Regions from separate parts of the Homo sapiens genome. Here region 2 is linked to region 1. Evidence: read pairs that join two places in POLR2A ChIA-PET (ENCODE). Cell type or tissue: MCF 10A. All regions are shown on one strand. Links, peaks and the distances in the headings refer to the core of each region. The heading gives the core; the rest is flanking DNA.

What was found. Peaks named below come from ENCODE experiments on the same cell type or tissue, not always from the same donor. Only the 100,000 strongest peaks of a DNase experiment are listed, where the experiment ranks them.
Region 2: POLR2A ChIA-PET joins it to region 1 with 5 read pairs; 9 of 35 experiments call an interaction of 5 or more read pairs at or near these places.

Annotation. Positions count from the first base shown.
Region 1 is chr21:42,393,219-42,399,127 of GRCh38, reverse strand. It overlaps TMPRSS3 (transmembrane serine protease 3), which reads left to right and starts at 3,076. Exons shown (of 13, transcript NM_001256317.3): 1 at 3,076-3,186; 2 at 3,660-3,804. The coding sequence starts at 3,711. RefSeq lists enhancers at 3,784-4,983, 5,774-5,909. In MCF 10A, for the core only: no CTCF peak of the experiment used is centred there; a DNase peak (open chromatin) is centred at 3,007.
Region 2 is chr21:42,322,704-42,335,647 of GRCh38, reverse strand. No RefSeq gene overlaps it. Among named protein-coding and RNA genes, the nearest start is that of TFF3, 14 kb to the right of the region's middle. In MCF 10A, for the core only: no CTCF peak of the experiment used is centred there; no DNase peak of the experiment used is centred there.

The sequences.
Region 1 (5,909 bases), core at 225-5,224:
CAAGTATATTTTTCTCTTCTAAATAATAAACCCTGTTTTGAGCAATTGTGTTATGTTTATAACATATTAAAATGAAAAATGCTTCTATGCATTTCTCTTAAAAAAATCTTATTTGTGTAGGCCAGAAGATGCCTACATCTAGCTTCATCCTGCCTTCCTAACTTGAAAAGTTATCTTCCAAGCCCATCAGGGAAGAGTCTACCAGTTTCCTCCCTCACTTACTGAAGAGAATGTGCCTGTAACTCAAGCTGTTTGCAAATCGTTACTAAAGCTTCATGGGGCTCCCAGGAGACATCAGGATAGGATAAGGCGCTCATGCCCTGAAACCAAGTCTGCTCATGGCACTGGCTGCGTAACTATCACGCGCTGGGCCCCAGATAAGCTTATTTGTTTGGTTCCTCAAAATTTTAGTTTGAGCTCAGTGGAATTGATTTGTCGGTAAACTTTCTGAGAGGATATTTTACAGCAAGGAAGACCAGCCACCCTTGTAGGGCCTCTCCCTGCTACCCCGTGGGGAGCTGGCTTGACCTTTGACCTACATCTGACACACGTGTTAACATGCCCTCGTAGTTGGTTATTGTATGTCGATTTGGTGTTATTTGTCCCCCCAGGGTTTATGATCAGCTCTTCTATGCAGACAGAGCCCCTGTCACACACACATGGCTGTGCTGGGCACGGCGGGGTCTTAGGAGTGAAAGTGCATTCCAGACTCTGTCCCGCCAGAGCTGTACTCCAGCGGGGAGCATCTCCTATAACACACAGGTAAAAGCAAAGAAAGAATGACATGTTAAATTTCCTGTCATTGCCTTTGAGGGCAAACATTCGTTGAGGGACCAGAAAGAGTAGTCAGGAAATAGGTGAAGGAGAGATGTGTGAGCTTGAAGGAGACCATAGATCACACCCAAAGGCACTGACAGGTGTGTGGGCAGGTACCTACTGGGACGGAGAAAGTAAGACTGTCTTAATCAAGGACTGCCTGGACGCATCTCTCAGGCGTTTGCCGTCAGCACATCCTGCCAATTCTGCCTTCAAAATCAACCTCAGGCAGCCAGTCCTCACCGTCATCACCACTCGTGCCGAGTCATGGCCCTTGTGGCCCATGAGGTGCAGCCTCCTTGTGGCTGTCCTTGTGTCCCCCCATCCTTACCCCACTCTATGCCCTGCCTGTCAACCCAAATTTGCCCCATTGAGATCGCCCAAGGCTTTCCACACATCAAAGGCAAACCAGAGCCCTTCCCATGCCCCTGGGCCTTGGGATCTGCCATCGGCTATTCCCTGTTCCCTGCTTTCTAGGCTCACGGCCCCTCTTGGGGTTCCTCAAACACTCCAGCGTGGCCCCTATTCCAGGCTTTGGAGCTGGTGGTCGCCCTCCTTGGAGGAATTTCACAAGACTCACTTCACTGGTCACCAAGGTCTCTACTAAAACATCATCAAGGTCCCTGCTGAAACAACACTCTCCCTAGAGGCCGTCCTGTACCACTCTGCCCTCATCTCTCTCAGACCCTCCCCGGCCTAATCTCTTCCTAGCGCTTAACATCTGGGGCCCCATGGGAGCACTTTGTTTTTCTTGCTGGCTGCACTGTGTCTAGAGTCTGGCCCATGGCAGATGCTTGCTAAATATTTGCTGAATAAATGCATGGATTTGCGAGTTGCCATCCACAATGGTAAATTCAGCCCTTCAAAGATGCTCAGCGCTCTGGTCCCCACAGCAGCGGTTAAACCCCTTTAAGCAGTGCTGTGTGCAGAAGCCTCTTGGGATGCAGAGGCCTCCGAGGAAGGAAACATGACGTGTCTTTTGTGGAGCGCAGGCTGTGATGAGCATCTTCAGGCTCCCCATCTTTTGTCTGCAGGAGTAGCTGCAGAATTGAACTTGGGGGCTCAGTTACAGGGAGGGACAGAAACCCCCACCAGAGAGTATGTCTGCCCTCTTGACGGTCACATGCTCAGCACTGGGCAGAGCCTACCCCTTCTTTCAAGTAAAAGGAGCGGCTGTGTTCCGATCACTCCCTGATGCAAAGCTTCTGAAAAGGTTTGCTCACCTTACTGACTAATTAAAGGGAAGCCACATTTTTCCCTCCCTGGTCTCTGCAGCCATACCACCAAGGGCTATTTGATAGGCCCACGGCAGCTTGGGTTACACAGATGCCCGCGATAATGCCATTTGCTGCGATGATTGAGTCGACAAGGCTGAGTGACTTGGGGAAAATATTCCCCGATTGGACTAACCTGTTGGCGGCCTGCTTACCATCACACTTGTTTTTATAATGAAAAAGGAAATTATTTCTGCTTTTAATGATGGCAGCTCCAGAAATGGTGAGTAAAATGGGTGTGAGGAGAGAAGATGCTTCTCAACACTTCTCAGTGTTGTACAGCTTGCCAACCACAGCCTGTTTGGGAGGGGATGTTCTCACCCAGGTTCCATCTTTCAGAAGCCATTTGCCCACTTATTCTTTTTATATGGATAAACGATGTAATTTGCTACATGCTGATAATAAACAGAGGTATCAGCAAGAATGAAAGCCAGAAAATGGCCCAACATGAACTTCTTGCTTTTCTAAGTTACTCTTTCAAGCTCTTCTTGCGATAGAAATGAAATGAACATTTTTGGCACAGAACTCTTGTTTAGATTTTACTATGATCTTGGGAAACACGGGTTGCTTCAAATGGCTTACTAGATCCCTTTGGAATTTCAAACGTTACAACAGGTAGTCACAAAGGGAATGAAAGCGGATGATCTGAGTGTCTGTGCTGATGTGCCTGCTGGAGCCCCTGTGGATTTTAGCCCTTGGAGGAAGCAGGTTCCCAGAGCAGCCATGCCTGATATCTGGGAGAGGGAACTAGAATTTAATTGGGAATCTTCTGCTATTTCCCTGCTTCCTCCGCCCTCTCAGAGTTACAGGGAATGACTTAGAAAGGTCTCTGGTCTCCTTGGCATTGTGATAGGTGGAATTCTTTCGTAGGAAACACAGCCCCGGGGTTATTTTGATGCAAGCCGTTGGTCCAAAGCCACTCCCCACTTTGCTATGTGGGGGAAGGACCGGGCACCGGACGGCTCGGGTACTTTCGTTCTTAATTAGGTCATGCCCGTGTGAGCCAGGAAAGGGCTGTGTTTATGGGAAGCCAGTAACACTGTGGCCTACTATCTCTTCCGTGGTGCCATCTACATTTTTGGGACTCGGGAATTATGTGAGTACCGAAACTACTTATGCTTATGGTAGGTGTACCACACGCACAGGGAAAGAATTGCGTTTATGTGGGACAGGTGAAAACAATCGCAAAAAAGCAATGGAAAGGGCTTTGAGAGTAATTTATCTTCTGAACAATAGCAATATGGCAACTTCTAAATGGTGAGAGGGAGTCCCTCTAAAGCAATCGATTTGAAGATTGGTTGGACAAACAATGGGAAAGTCATTGTCTTAGCAGAATTAAGTTCATACTTTTTTTTTTTTTTTTTTTTTGCTAATTCTAGAAGCTTTTCTGTTATCTGCTGTAGCTCAGACGAAAATGCATTCTCACCAGATGACTGTTTTTGGTTAATCGATACTGAATGCGCTTTGTGTGGACTGTCGAATTTCAAAGATTTACCGTATGACCAAGATGCACCTGATGCTACAAGTATAAATAGGGGAACAAATGCTTTCTGTTCTTCCTCGGCTAAGGAGGTAGAGGTGGAGGCGGAGCCGGATGTCAGAGGTCCTGAAATAGTCACCATGGGGGAAAATGATCCGCCTGCTGTTGAAGCCCCCTTCTCATTCCGATCGCTTTTTGGCCTTGATGATTTGAAAATAAGTCCTGTTGCACCAGGTAAGTGGACCCAGGTGAGGACTCTGTGATTTCTGCCCATACCCTCATGTAGGTGACCAATGTGACTGACTGTCCCTGTGGGGGAAATATCTCCCCAGCCATTCTGACACCCACAGGCTGGACACCTGCACTTCCCTAGATCTGCAGAATCTCAGGGAGAAGGGGCATTGGAGAGGGGATCGTTTCGTTAAGCCCTTTGCTCTCTCCCTGGAGACCGGTGTTTTCTTCTCTTGTTGGAGGTTTTCAGAGACTGGGGCTCCACAATTGTCCTGTCAATCCTGAAGGAGGTCAGATCCTGGCCAGGAAATCTCTGAGTCCTCCAGGAAGTCCTGAGAAGCAGTGGCCACCAGTCCCTCCGAAAACTCAGGATAAACTGGATGTCGCCAAAGATATTAGAGGCCTAGATTAAAATCCAGCAGCAGATGACGGAGTGGCTCCTAACAACTGAAGGAAAAAAGTTGGTTTCGTAAATAAGTCACAAATGCCTGATAAAACAGTGGACTCTCTAGCAACCTATACGGCTAGGATCTTTTTGACCAGAGATAGTCAGGACTGGTCAAAGGGAGCTGTGGGGTTGCCGGTTCTGGAAGTCAGGGCTTGGACGCAGGCAGATTCCTGACACATTGGTGCTAGGGAGGAACCACAGGAGCTCTGCCTGAGGTTCCAGAAAGTGGGAGTGGGGGTCACCCTAATGATTTCTTTTAAACCAACTGGAAAATTGGCTTGGAGGAGGTTTGGAAAGGATGGGAGGTGGGAGAAGAGGTTTCAAGTAACTGAAAAGACACACATTTAAAAATATGGCTCAAAATTAGCTAAGTGTCAATGAAAGAAAAAAAAATCTTGCAATCACCTGACTCCCAAAACTTACCTGGTTTTTATGTCTGCAAAGTCTCTTCCTGCTTTTGCCCGTATGTGTGGTTTCATGCACAGTACAGATATAGGCAGGTGGGTTTTTTCCATAAAAGGTTTTTATAAATTTTTTCTTATGGAATCACAGTATTCCATCAAGTAGATATGCAATTTACACAGCCATTTGATCATAGTTTGACCTATAGTTGTTCCTAATATTTTATAATATAAATAATATGAATATTAATAGCACTATAATATTCCTTTCTCTTATTTTTTGATTATTTTGCTATGACTAAGTAGTGGGGAGGAACAAAAACTTTTCCTTGTAAATAGAGTAATGTATTGTTCATTAGAAGAACAATTTAGAAAATACAGTTCATTGAAAAGATTTTTAAAAATTACCCACGACGGCATCATTACTCAGAGATAATCCTATTAGCAATTTATTATTGAATTTCTTGCCTTTTTCTATCTATATATCTATATTTCCTTTGGAAGTAACATGTACTATTTGTATTATTTTGAAGCTTTTAAAAAATTTTAACAATATCACCTTCACCTTTCTATGGCATTAAATAATTAAATATTTTCTAGATGTTGACAAACTATGGCTGATGGGTCAAATCTGGCCCACCCCCTTCTTTTGTAAATAAAGTTTTATTGGAACACAGACATGCTCATTTGTTCACATACTGTCTGTGGCTGCTTTCACGCCATAACAGCAGAGTGGGGTCGTTAGGACAGACCGCATGGCCCATAAAGTTTAAGTGCTGTATTTACTGTCTGGTCCTTTACAGAAAATCTCTCCAACCGTTTTCTATATCATCTTGTCCTCCTATAGGTATTCCATTATATGTGTACCTCATTTGTTATTTCACCCGTTCTTTTTTGTGGGTAATTTGGTCCGTTTCCTGTGCATCAATATTATAAGTGCCATTCTTCTAAGTGTCCTTGGGGGTCGATATTTGCGTATATCTATGGTGACATTTTAGGATAAATTCCTAGAAGTGGAACTGCTAGGTCAAAACTTTCATCTGTTTTTGAGCTTTCCGGTGTCTAAGTTTACACAGCTGGGAAGTTTACACAGTTTCTACCCCTGTGACTGTAGGTGGGGGACCATTTCCTTTCACTTCATGTGAATCATTGTGAAGTTGGCATGTAGTTATGTCTCATTTGCATTGTTTTCATTTCTCAAGAAGTTGAAAGCTTTTTTTTTTTCTTTTTCTTGAGACGAGGTCTCGCTCTGTCGCCCA
Region 2 (12,944 bases), core at 4,655-9,654, 68 kb after region 1:
CACTCTTTTTCTCTTCTGTACTTCATTGATTTCTTTCCCTTTGCTTTCTTTCAGCCTTTTTTCAACAAGCTATTCTTTTCCTAGTTTTCTGGTTTGGGAATTCAATTTATGGATTAATGGCATGTGTTTAAATCTATGCACTTTCCACTAATTACCATTTTAAATATTGCCCATAGATTCAGAAATGTGGTGTTTTTATTATCATAATTTCTAAAATATTCTATAATTTTGGTTAGTAATTTATCTTTTAGCCACAAGTATTTAATAGAAGATATTTCCATTTCCATGTGCAATAATGTTAATATTTTTTGGTTTTGTTGCACTTGATCATAGAGTGATTATAACATTTTTACTTTTCTTTTTTTGAGACAGAGTCTCTCTCTGTTACCCAGGCTGGAGTGCAGTGGCATGATCTTGGCTCACTGCAACCTCTGTCTTCCAGGTTCAAACGATTCTCATGCCTCAGTCTCCCAAGTAGCTGGGATTAAAGGCGTGCACCACCACACCTGGCTAATTTTGTGTGTGTGTATTTTTAGTAGAGACAGGGCTTTGCCATGTTGCCCCAGGCTAGTCTTGAACCCCTGGCCTCAAGTTATCATCCCTCCTTGGCCTCCCAAAGTGCTGAAATTACAGGCCTGAGCCACTGCACCCAGCCAAAACTTTTACTTTATGGAACTTATTGCTTTTTTGTGTGCAAATGTACCATTAAATTTTGTGAATATTTCATGTGTGCTTGAGAAGAAGTTGTATTAATATTGGGAATTAAACTTTGACATATCCATATGTATACATACATACACAGTGTATATGTCTATTCATCAGATCTGCCTTATTAATTATATTCCTTGAGTTCTATTTTTTTACTTACTTTTTTCTTTGTTCACTTGACTTGTCTTATCTTCAGAATGATGTTCTCATGACCAGTTATGGGTTTTGTCTATTTCTGCTTGTATCTCACTGTTTCTGGCTTATAAAATAAATATACTTTTCCTATCCCTTTCTTGGTGCAAAAATATTTATAACTGTTATTGCTCCATTGTGAACTGTGACCTGCCAAGCGTCTGTCTTCATCATGTCTGATGCCTGCTGGCCTGAATTCTATTTTGTCTGATGTTGAGATTGCAGCCCCTGCTCAGCTCAAGGTCCTAGTAGTTACATCAGTTTTGGTCATCAAGTGCTTCAAAGCTCTATGATTTTAGCAATATATTGATTAATTTTTCATCAGAATAGCTGTTGGTTAACAGCAGAAAGGAAAAGAAATACCAGTCAAGAAATGTAGGGGGCCGGGCGAGGTGGCTCACACCTGTAATCCTAGCACTTAGGGAGGCTAAGGTGGATGGATCACTTGAGGTCTGGAGTTTGAGACCAGCCTGGCCAACATGGTGAAGCCCTGTCTCTACTAAAAATACAAAAATTAGCCAGGCATGGTGGTGTGTGCCTGTAATCCCAGCTACTCGGGAGGCTGAGGCAGGAGGATCACTTGACCCTGGGAAGCAGAGGTTGCAGTGAGCTGAGATCGTGCCATTGGACTCCAGCCTAGGGGCAAGAGTGAAACTGTCAAAAAAGGAGAAAGAAAGAAAGAAAGAAAGAAAGAAAGAAAGAAAGAAAGAAAGAAAGAAAGAAAGAAAGAAAGAAAGAAAGAAAGAAAGAAAGAAAGAAAGAAAGAGAGAGAGAGAAAGAGAGAGAGAAAGAAAGAAAGAGAGAGAAAGAAAGAAAGAGAGAGAGGGAGGGAGGAATGAAGGAAGGAAGAGAGAAGAGAAGAAAGGTGCTAATGAGGAAGAGGATAAGACAATAATAATAAAAATGACAATAGTGCCAATTCATCTTATGCTTTTCAATAGGTAAGTTATCTGATGGATTGGCTTAAAAGTCTCATAGAGCACATCAAAATTTCTCTAGAATTAAAAATAAGGTTAAAAAGGAAAACAAATGACCATAATCTGAATTATTGCATTTTTGATGAAACGCTTATCTAAAATAAAATAGTTTTATATCAGTTCATCTTATCTTATGCCAGACAAGGTTACTGCAAATAAGTTTTTGTAAAATTCCAAACAAGATGGGTAAGATGGGTTTCTTTTCCCTGTGAAATGTGTTCACAAGTCAAAAAGGTTTGGGGGCCGGGCGCGGTGGCTCATGCCTGTAATCCCAGCACTTTGGGAGGCTGAGGTGGGCGAATCACTTGAGGTCGCAAGTTCAAGACCAGCCTGGCCAACATGGCAAAACCCCGTCTCTACTAAAGACACAAAAATTAGCTGAGCGTGGTGGTGCACACCTGTATTCCCAGCTACTCAGGAGGCTGAGGCAGGAGAATCACTTGAACCCTGGAGTTGGAGGTTGCAGCGAGCCAAGATCATGCCACTGCACTCCAGTCTGGGTGACAGAGTGAGACTCTGTCTCAGAAAAAAAAGGAGTGGGGTGGGGGTTGGGAAATGCGATCCCAGTGCTTGCTTCTGCATTCCTTGTCACTCACAATAACCCCATGAGCTTTGTATTATCTCTGGATTTCTCTGAACTCACCTGCTTTATGGCTGTGTTCTTTTGCAAACTGTACCTTGGCACATTGAGTGTATTGAATTATGACCAAATAACCCTCATTATGTCAAATAAACAAGCCCAGGGTCCCTGCCTCTCTTCCTGCCTTTGCTTTACCTGGAATCTATAAAAGTCTGATGATCAGCAGGCATTCAGCCTCCTTTGCTGAAGGTTTTTAATCATTCAGCCACCAGAGCCATGCCATTTGCTGGAAAACTGACTTCTGGGCTCAGAGGTCAGCACTGCACTGCAAGGCTCCAAACCTGTGAGCTTCGGGCCAGGTCAAGATGGTTTATTGTCTTCATTTACCCATCCCACTTTCACACACACCCTACTGCAATCAATGACTTCCATCCTCCTGCAGCTGGGGTGGCAGGGAGCTGAGCTGAGAGCCACTCCCACCCAAGCAGAGGAGGCTCAGGAGAAGAGCTAGAAGGGATGGTGAAGGCAAGGATCTGCTCCAGGAGTGAACAGTCACTCTGGGCATGAAACCTCGAGGGGGAGACAGCCCAGGAGGCTGGCCGGTGAGTTAGGTCAAGTCAAACTGAACAGAATCATGAGGGACTGATTGAGTATGTCTACAGAGTTTGCATCTTGAGACAGTCACAACCACTATAGAGTAGTCATTGTGTGTTTACTTCTTATAACAGCAATGACATCTGCTAACAGCAGGTGGACAGTGCTTCACCCTTCAGGTTGCACTGCCTACCATTGCTTGAGCCTCACACCTACCTTGCGAGGGTGGGCAAGGAAGGCATCATTATTATCCAGCAGGAAACTATGGCTGGATGTCCAATGACACCCACAAAACTTGAATTCCACTTTTCTGTCTCTAGACCCTATGGGGCATCACCTGTCAGTCTTCCTGTACCTCAGCAGAGATGAAAGTGAAGGAGATCAGAATTGCTATCCCCGAGATATGCCGCTTTGGAATAGGAATTATTTTGAGATGAAGGCAATGAAGAAGCATCAAATGCAGAAAGAGCACTTTGGCCTCCTTAATCTGCCTCAAAGCAGGACATAAATTTTCCTTTGTGAAGGTATTTCTTCCTCTCTCCCCTACCAGGGGACTGAAAGTTGGCACTGAGATGGGTCTGCACAAATGAACTTTACTAAAATAACCCTCATCTTCCATTAGTTTCCCTCAGATATTTACCTTCCCACAATTTCCCACCTCTAGGACTCCAAATTTCTTTCCCTTCCCCTTATCACTTCTCCATAATTTATTACCTATTGTTAAAGTGGTATATAAGCCCCTAGGTGTAACCACTTCTTGGGATCTTCATTTCTTTTCTATGAAGGTCTCTATGCACTTAAAAATTAAAATATCAACATCAAGTTTGTTTTCTTTTTCTCCTGTTAATCTTCCTTTTTAACAAGTTTAATTTGCAGAGAGCTGAAGAACCTAAGAGGGTAGAGGAGAGTGAAGAGCCCAGGTCATGGCCACTGCACCTTGGGTTCTTGAGCAGCTGCCATCTGGAAGTCAAGTACTCTTCTGCCCAAGGGCTGTCCAGGGCATCATCCACCATTTCTACTCTGAGTCTCAGGACTGTCTGGCCCTGCCCTGCTGCCCTGGAGAAAGGTATTTTCTTGTTGCATCTCCATTTACTATCCTCTTTCTCACCTCTCAAGTAACACATCTCCATTGACTCAGTCAGATCACCTCTGCCTGGCAGAGCCAATTCAGAGTCTTCTTTCCCTTTAAGACTTCCTCTATTAGGAGTGTTGTGCTAACATTGAGGCCTAAAACCACATATTTTTCCTCCCTGTTGACTGTATGTGTATCTGTGAATTGATTTTTTAAATGACCATATTTACCTTCTCAACCCCTCTTAATATGTTGAGCTGCTAGAGGACACGACATATCGATATGAATGCTGCATGGATTTCATAATGCTGGGGGCTGAGTTGGAGTTTATGATGCCTCCATGACTGCAGCTTTCTTATCAACACTGACCATATCATCTTCTTCTTTTGTAACCTCCCACAGCACCTGGACTGAAGGCTGTGCACACAGTGGATGTTAAATAAATATTGACTGATATTCTTTGTTCAATAATACTTCTGTCCATAGGAACTCAACAAATCTTAACTCTTTGGTAAAACTCCTTAAGACATTGAAAAACAAGATATCATATGAGTGCCACGGAAGTATGAATAATGTATTAAGGAGAGTTGGTATTTAGCTTCTTGCCATTTGATATGTAAAACAGGGCTATTATAAGTCTTGAGAACATGGGCTGCCTCTATAATGAAGAGCCACCAGGAGGCATTGGCAATTAAGGTAGGCTCTTGCCTGAAGATGTTGCCATATTTTGTGATCTCACACTTTGCTTTCAGTTCCTGGATGGAGTAAACAGTGAATGAGATGAATACATTACAGCAGGGAAAAAGCATCCTTTGAAACATGGAGCTGATGGTGAGTAGGAAGAGTCAAGTGAGAGGCATGCCTGCCTCAAACCTAAGAAATGTCCACAGGGCACCTTTAGCACAAACCACCCAGAGTCCTGTGGACACCAGCCCTGGAAAGGTAGCCGACTGTAAGGGGCTCCTCCTCCACACAGGGAAATCACCCTTTTCTCTGCACAAACAGGGAAGCCCCAGGGTAAGGCTCCAGAGGTCATGTGTGGTTTCCATCTGGGCCATCTCATACAGTCACTTTGCAGTTCTGATAGTCCCACCATGTTTTTGTTTTGGTAGACAACATATTTCTTAAGGGTGGGCCCTGCTTTCAATTTCTTTTGAATTCCCTAAAAACTACTCTCTAGTCATCTAGGCTAACAATTGCAGAGAATGTGGTGGGATTAGGCACCAGCTATGGTTGCATTTTATGAGATGTAAGGTACTTTCAATTCTGACCATTCTATTTCTAGATTCCCATGAAAAATCAAAGAGACCGTTTCTTCTCCTCTAGTGGTGAGCAGCCACCAATGACCCTTCTTCTCTTTGAACAAAGTAATGGTCATTTTCAAGAAGTCAGAAAAATAATCTTTAGTTTATGTTCTCTGACAGACTTCGAGGGGAGGGATGACCTGGGGCACAGCATGGGTGACACACCCATGGTGCATTTGATCCAGAGATTACTTGTATTAAACATTGACTCTTTCTAGTGCTTCTCCACTGGGATGTTAATTCCCTCTCTAGTTCAAGCTCCTTGCTTGTCCAGGACACAGTCAGGCACTCATCCTCAGGTGGATCTGTCGACTCTGCTAATATAGAGAGAAAGTTGAGATTGCACTGCAGGGGCCCAAAGACCTGGGAATTAAAATTTTAAAATGTGAAAGGACTTAAGACTTTTATTTGCCATCAAGCTGGATGCTTCTGGGATTTAAAAGTGGTTGTAAGAGTTAAAGAAAGAGGAAAGAAATGCAAAAAGTGGCTCAACAGTCAAAGACAGGTTGATTTTGGAGAATAAACCTGAGAGGGGCTTCTGGTCACTTTGGTCAGGAGCACTCTCTCTTACAGACTAAGAGTATTTATTGGTTTTAGGGTGAGAGCTTATCACAAGCTTGGAATGTTTCCGTGTTGGGGAGAACTTTATGGTGGGGTTGGAATGTCTCTGGCTGGAGGGGAGGTTATCTTGGGCCTGGCATGCCTCTGGTCGGGGAGGAGTTTATTTCTTATGGTTGGAAAGTTTCTGGTCAGAGATGTCATTTGTGGTTTATGGTCCTGCTGACCTTAGCCATTAGGCTGATGCCCTTTGGATTTAGGCAGTTTTTGATCAAGGTGAACTTTAAAATGGCGGTGCTTGTCCAAGATGGCAATGCTCCTACTCTGTCAGTGGTCCCTTCCCCATCCCTCACCAGATAAACCCCTGGGGTATTGGCCAGGCAACCGGGATGAAGCATGAGAATGGCCCCCAAACCAGGACCCATGTGCCACTCCCAGCCTCAGGGCTGGCTTCTCCCAGCCTCTCTCACACCCAGCAGCTGGGACTTGCTGCCCACACCACCTGCGTTATTTGGATTTCTTTAAATAAAAATTTTAAATAGCCATATGTCAAATGCCTTTCCTTGAATGGTATCTAATGTAGTGTCATCTATATATGTGCTACCCAGATTCATCAACTTGTCAGTTACTTATGCCTTGATGCCTCTCACTTTAAAAATGCCTCTCATTTTAAAAAGAAATAAAATCATAAAAGTACTCCTTTAATCCATCCTTTTTCCTCCCTCCCCAGAATTAACCACTCTTCCTGAGTCAGTGGGCATTATTCCCATGATACCCATAAACAATACATGGTATTATTTTGTTGTTTTTTAAAATAATCAGAAATGGTATCCTAGTATGCAGCCTTTTCAACTTATATCTTATTTTTAACTTTTGAAATGTATTTGCATTAATAAAAATATATTTGCTTCATTCATTTTAACATGTGTATAATATTCCACAGGATTCAATCCCCAATTGATAGGCAACTAGGTATAATGTTTCCAGTTTCTTTCTATCAGAACAATACGGACTTCTTCAATTTACTGGCTGTTGTCAAAATGCTTGCCAAAGAGGGTGTGTCAATTACCTTTTTGCCAGATTTGCATAAGAGTTTCTATTTCTCCACAACTTGTCGACATTTGGTAATCAGTGCAATCTGATGTTAAGTAAAGTGATATTTTAACATTGGTTTATTTGTAATTCCTTGACTTTTTGTGAGGTTGAGCTTCTTTCCATATCCTTATTGACTACCTAGCTTTTCTTTTCAGTGGCAATCCTATTTGTATATTTAAAAAATCATGTTATTTGTCTTTTTCTCACTGGTTTGAAGGAGTTCTTTACCTATCCTTTATAGCAATCCTTTGTCAGTTACATGGGTTTCAAATATCTTTTCCTAGTTCATGACTAGACTTTTTTTTTTACTCCTCTATCATGTCTTGATGAATAGATATCCTTAATTGTAATTGAGTCAGATTTATCAACTGCACCTTCATGATTTGTGCTATTTTAGAGCATCCTTTAAAAAATCTATTTAAAAAATTCTTTAAAACAAGGTTACAGGAAACAAAGTTAATATACAAAAATCAATGGTGTTCATATATTAGCAACAGGCAATTGAAAATCAAATGATCTTCCTTGAATAAAGACAGTTTTCCTTCTTCCTTTCTGATCTTTATGCCTTTTATTCCTTGCTTTATACCATTGCTAGAAGCACCATTACAATGTTAAATAAAAGTGATGAGAGTGGGAATTCTTGCTTTGGCCTAGATTTTAGGAGGAGAATATTCAATATTTCACCAGTTAGTATAATGTTGTATTTTTTGTAGATTTCCTTTATTAGCTTAAGAATGATCTCTTTATTCCGAGTTTTCTGGGAATTTTTATCATGTATCAGTGTTAATTTTGTTAAACGCTTTTTACACATTCATTGAAATGATTACATGTTTTAAAATTTTTTTCTGTTAAACTGCATTGATTATTTGATGTTAAACTCTACCTTGTTTTTCTTAGAAAAAAAAATCTACATCTTGACATATTGTTTTTATATCTTGCTGGGTTGAATTTGCTAATATTTTTATAAGTATTTTTCAATCTGTGTTGATGTTGCTCTTTCATTATTCATAATATATTTGTCAAGTTTTCATATTAGGCTTATGATGGCCTCATAAAGTGAGTCGGAAAATATGCCCAGCTCATCTTTTTCCTAGGTTTGTATGGATTAAAGGTCTTCATTTGTGTTTGGTAGAATGCAACAGTGAAACCACTCAAGCCTGCGATTTTCTTTGTAGGAAGGTTTTTGATAGCAACTTCAAAATTTTTAATAGACATAAGACTATTTAGGTTTCCTATTTTTTGTCTGTGTCCATTTTGGTAAATTGTGTTTTACAGGGAATTTGTTCATTTCATATTTAAGTTACCAAATTTGTTGGTATTAAGTTACTCTAAATATTATCTAGTTATCCTTTTAATGTCTGTACCATGATAGTAATAGCCTATCTTTCATTCCTGATGTTGGTAGCTTGTGTTTTCTTTATTTTTTCTCCTGACCAGTCTCGTTAGAGGTTTATCTTTTAAAAAGAAATATCTTCTCAAAGATTCAGCATTCTTAATTTTTTCTCTGGCTTTTTTTTTTTTCTTTTTTTTGAAAGAGTTTCACTGTCACCCAGGCTGGAGTGCAGTGGCATAATCTCGGCTCACTGCAGTCTCCGCCTCCCAGGTTCAAGAGATTCTCGTGCCTCAGCCTCTTGACTAGCTGGGATTGTAGGTGTGCATCCCAATGTCCAGCTAATTTTTTTGTATTTTTAGTAGAGACAGGGTTTCGTTTTGTTGGCCAGGCTGGTCTCGAACTCCTGGCCTCAAGTGATCCTCCCACCTCAGCCTCCCAAAGTTCTGGGATTATAGTCATGAGCCACCATGTCTGGCCACTTTTTTTTTTTTTTTTTTCTGATTTCACGCTGTCAGACTTTATGATATTGTCCCACAGGTAGTTGGGGCTTTGTTCATTTCTTCAACCTTTTTTTTCTTTCTATTCTTCAAACTGGATAATTTAAAGTGTGCTATCTTTTACGTTAATTGACTTTCCTCTGTCATCTTCACTTTACTCTAAGACTTCAATACGTTTTACTTTCATGTACATATTTACTATTCTTTCATTTACTTATTTATTTAGTTTATATTCACTGTAGATTTATTATTCACACATATACTTCTCAGTTCTTTTTGTTTTTTTCTTGAGACAGAGTCTTGCTCTGTTGCCCAGGCTGGAGTGCAGTGGTGTGATCTTGGCTTACTGCAACCTCCATCTCCTGGGTTCAAGTGATTCTCCTGCCTGAGCCTTCCAAGTAGCTCAGACTACAGGTGTGCACCACTACACCCAGCTAATTTTTTGTTTTTTGTATTTTTTAGTAGAGACGGGGTTTTGCCATGTTGGCCAGGCTGGTCTTGAAATCCTGACCTCCCGTAATCCACCCGCCTCAGCCTCCCAAAGTGCTGGGATTACAGGCATGAGCCACCACACCTGACTCCCCTCAGTTCTATACTTTCTACTTGGTTATTTTTACACAGTTTTTAAATTTTCTTTTTCTGGGATTTTCTATTTTTACATACATTATAAGCAATATTTCTTTATTTCCTCAAGCATACTTATACTAATTGTTTTAAAATCTTTATCTGGTCATTGCAATGTCTGGGTCATCTCAGGTTGATGGCTTTTTTTCTCTTCAGAACGCATGAGACATTCCTGTTGGTTGTGTGTTTAGTAATTTCCGATTGTGGCCAGGACATTGTGTTGCTACGTTGTGGGGAATGCAGATTCTGTTCTATTCCTCTGAAGATAGTTGTGTTTGCCTGTTTATTTATTTTGTATGTTTGTTTTGACAGGCAATCATCTCCATTGGATTCAAACGTCAAACTCTGCTTCTTGGGTGTCATTCAAACTTCAGTTTCTTCATCTTTAGCCAGAGTCTGTCCTGTATGTGGATGGTCCATGGGTCAGAGAGAGACTTGGGAAGGGTTTTCACACAGAATTTGGAGCTTCTCCTCTCTAGCTCTCTCCTTTCTGGGATTCCTCTTTCGCTTTCCTGCAGCTGGGTTTGCCCTTTTCTCAGTACAGTGATTCTCCAGCCTGAAGGACCACAGGTTTCCACTGGTGTTTTAGCCGCAACTATACAACACCCACTGTGACCTACCCTCAGGCAAAATCCCATACAGAAATAAATTCGCAGCATTCCCTCTCCTTCTTCCAGGGTCAGCTCCCCTCCAGGATCTCAGACAGCTGTGCTTGGTTTGTTTTTCTCACTTTCCAGTGCCATCAGGCCATTGCTTTGTGCTTTTTCCAGAGTTTTCATTGTTATATCAAGAAGGGCAGGGTCTAGTATGAGCTGGTTGACTATCTCTACTTTTAGTGACTTAAAGTTTTACTTTTCACTTTGGGCCTGTAATTCACTTTGAACACTGTGGGACTTGGACAGAGGGAGGAACAGGCACTCCCCCAGTTTTGGGCACGGAGACACAGACAAGCAATCCCAACACAAATGTGGCATATTGTCATGCTCTGACATACATGGTCATGCACAGACGGGGAAGGTACATGGATGCATGTGTGTGCATCTGGCCCTGCAATGGGTCAGGAAGCTGAGGAGCCACACAGCATAAACGGGACGGACCGCAGTACTAAGTGTCCTGGCTCAGGGGCACTGAGCACCCAGGCAGAGCTCGTCCAGCTCCCCAGGAAGCCAGCCAGGGCAGAGAGGAAAACTTGTTAATGGGTTGTTAAATTGTGGTTCTAAATTTACCTTTTTCAATGTAGATAATTAAAAATAGCTTAGCGTCATTAGGTGGGGATCTGAATTTGTCTTTTTAAAATACAGATAACTGATTGTCATGGTACCATTTATTCAATTGTCCTGTTTCCCCATTGATATCAAATATATTATCCACATTTTCTTATGTGTATGGATCTATTTCTGACCTTTCTGTTCTGCTCCAGTTGTCTGATTTTATCCCCGCACCCGTACTTCCCTGCTTTAAACACAGTAGTTTTGTAATCAGTCTTAATGTCTGATAGGATAGATATCTTCTGATTCTTCTTTTCCTCTTCCTGGGAACCGTTCTTTAAACTTTTACTAGGTATTTTTGGTGCTTTATCTTTTCATTTAAATCCTGAAGTCAGTTTGTGACATTTAATTACAATCTTCCTTTGAGACTTTGATAGAAAATAAGTTGAATATATAGTTTATTTTGAGAAAATTACCACCTTTAGAATCCATGGTCTTCTCATCCTTGAATAGGCACGTCTCTGCTTCCTCAATTCTTCTTTCAGGCCCTTCGGTAAAGTCCATAATTTGTCTGCACATCTAGTCTTCCCTTATACTCCAAAGTCTCTCATGGGAAGGAGCTACACATTTTTTGCCTTTGTTCTCTCTCACCAAAGTCTGTCACAGTTATCTGCCCAGTAGGAGCCCTCAAGAAACACATTTAGACCTCTGTCTTTGGGTTTTATATCTAAATACAGAATCCAATTGTCAGAGGCATATGAACCAGAGCAACTCCATCTTAAATAGGAGCTGGGTAAATGAGGCTGAAACCTACAGAGCTGCATTCCCAGACGGTTAAGACATTCTAAGTCACAGGATGAGATAGGCGGTCAGCACAAAATACAGGTCATAAAGACCTTGCTGATAAAACAGGTTGCAGTGAAGGAGCCGGCCAAAACCCACTGAAACCAAAATGGCCACGAGAGTGACCTGTGGTCGTCCTCATTTTTACACTCCCACCCGCGCCATGACAGTTTACAAATGCCATGGCAACGTCAGAAAGTTACCTTAGATGATCTAAAAAGGGGAGGCATGAATAATCCACCCCTTGTTTGCCATATCGTCAAGAATAACCATAAAAATGGGCAACCAGCAGCCCTCAGGGCTGCTCTGTCTATGGAGTAGCCGTTCTTTTATTCCTTTACTTTCTTAATAAACTTGCTTTCTCTTTGCACTGTGAACTCGCCCTGAATTCTTTCTTGCCCAAGATCCAAGAACCCTCTCTTGGGGTTTGGATCAGGACGCCTTTCCCGTAACACAATGAATAAATATAGTTGGAACTCTTGGTGTTGTGGGTGTTGGAGAGGAGATTTAGCTGAGACATCAAGAAACAGTAGATGTCATATTTCAAAGTGAGACAATAGACCATGAAACATCAAAAACAATTTGGCTGAGAATTGTTAGATGATTCTTCAGTATTTTGCCTCTACTGATGCTACAAAAGGTTTAAGGGAAGGGAATTTTGTAGAAAATGCTAAGTGTGAGAATTTTTAAGGAGTTGCTGATATGCTGTGAGTCTCTCTCACTGTCATCTTGCCACAGGGGGTAAGGGTGGGGTGTGCCTGTCTCTAGTCTCAGGTCTTAGGAATGAGGTCTTAGTGGGTCCACCAAGAGAGCGTGGTGCATGTCCTCCATGGTTGGAGGCTACAGGACACCGGTTTCTGACTCTTGGGGACTCTAATATCTAGTGAGGAACAGGACGAACCGTTAGGATCTGCCTGCATCCCAGAGTGTGTTGGGGTGAAGGAGGCACAAATGTGTCCGGTGAACCACAGGTAAGCCATGGAGCTCAAGAGAACTGTGTCCGTCATCCTAGACTTTGTACAAGAGAGACACTTGAGGTGGGAGCAGACATCATCTCAGAGAAACCAAAGACAACACCATGTTCCCGGGGATGGGAGGAGAAATTGATGAGCTAGTGGAAAGTGCATCCCCAGTGTCCAAGGATCTGCAGATGAGGAACCCCTGAAGACCCCCCGGAAGCAGCACATGAGATAAGGCGTTTGTTTCAAGCACCTGATGGGCCCAGAGAATGTGGAGCCAACCTGGGAAACATCAGTCCAGTATAGGAAGAGCTTCCGTTCCCCATTCCCAGTTCCCCTTACTCCCCTCTACCCTGCCCTTGCCCCAACAACTGTTCCTACCCCTGGAGCAGCAGGCCAG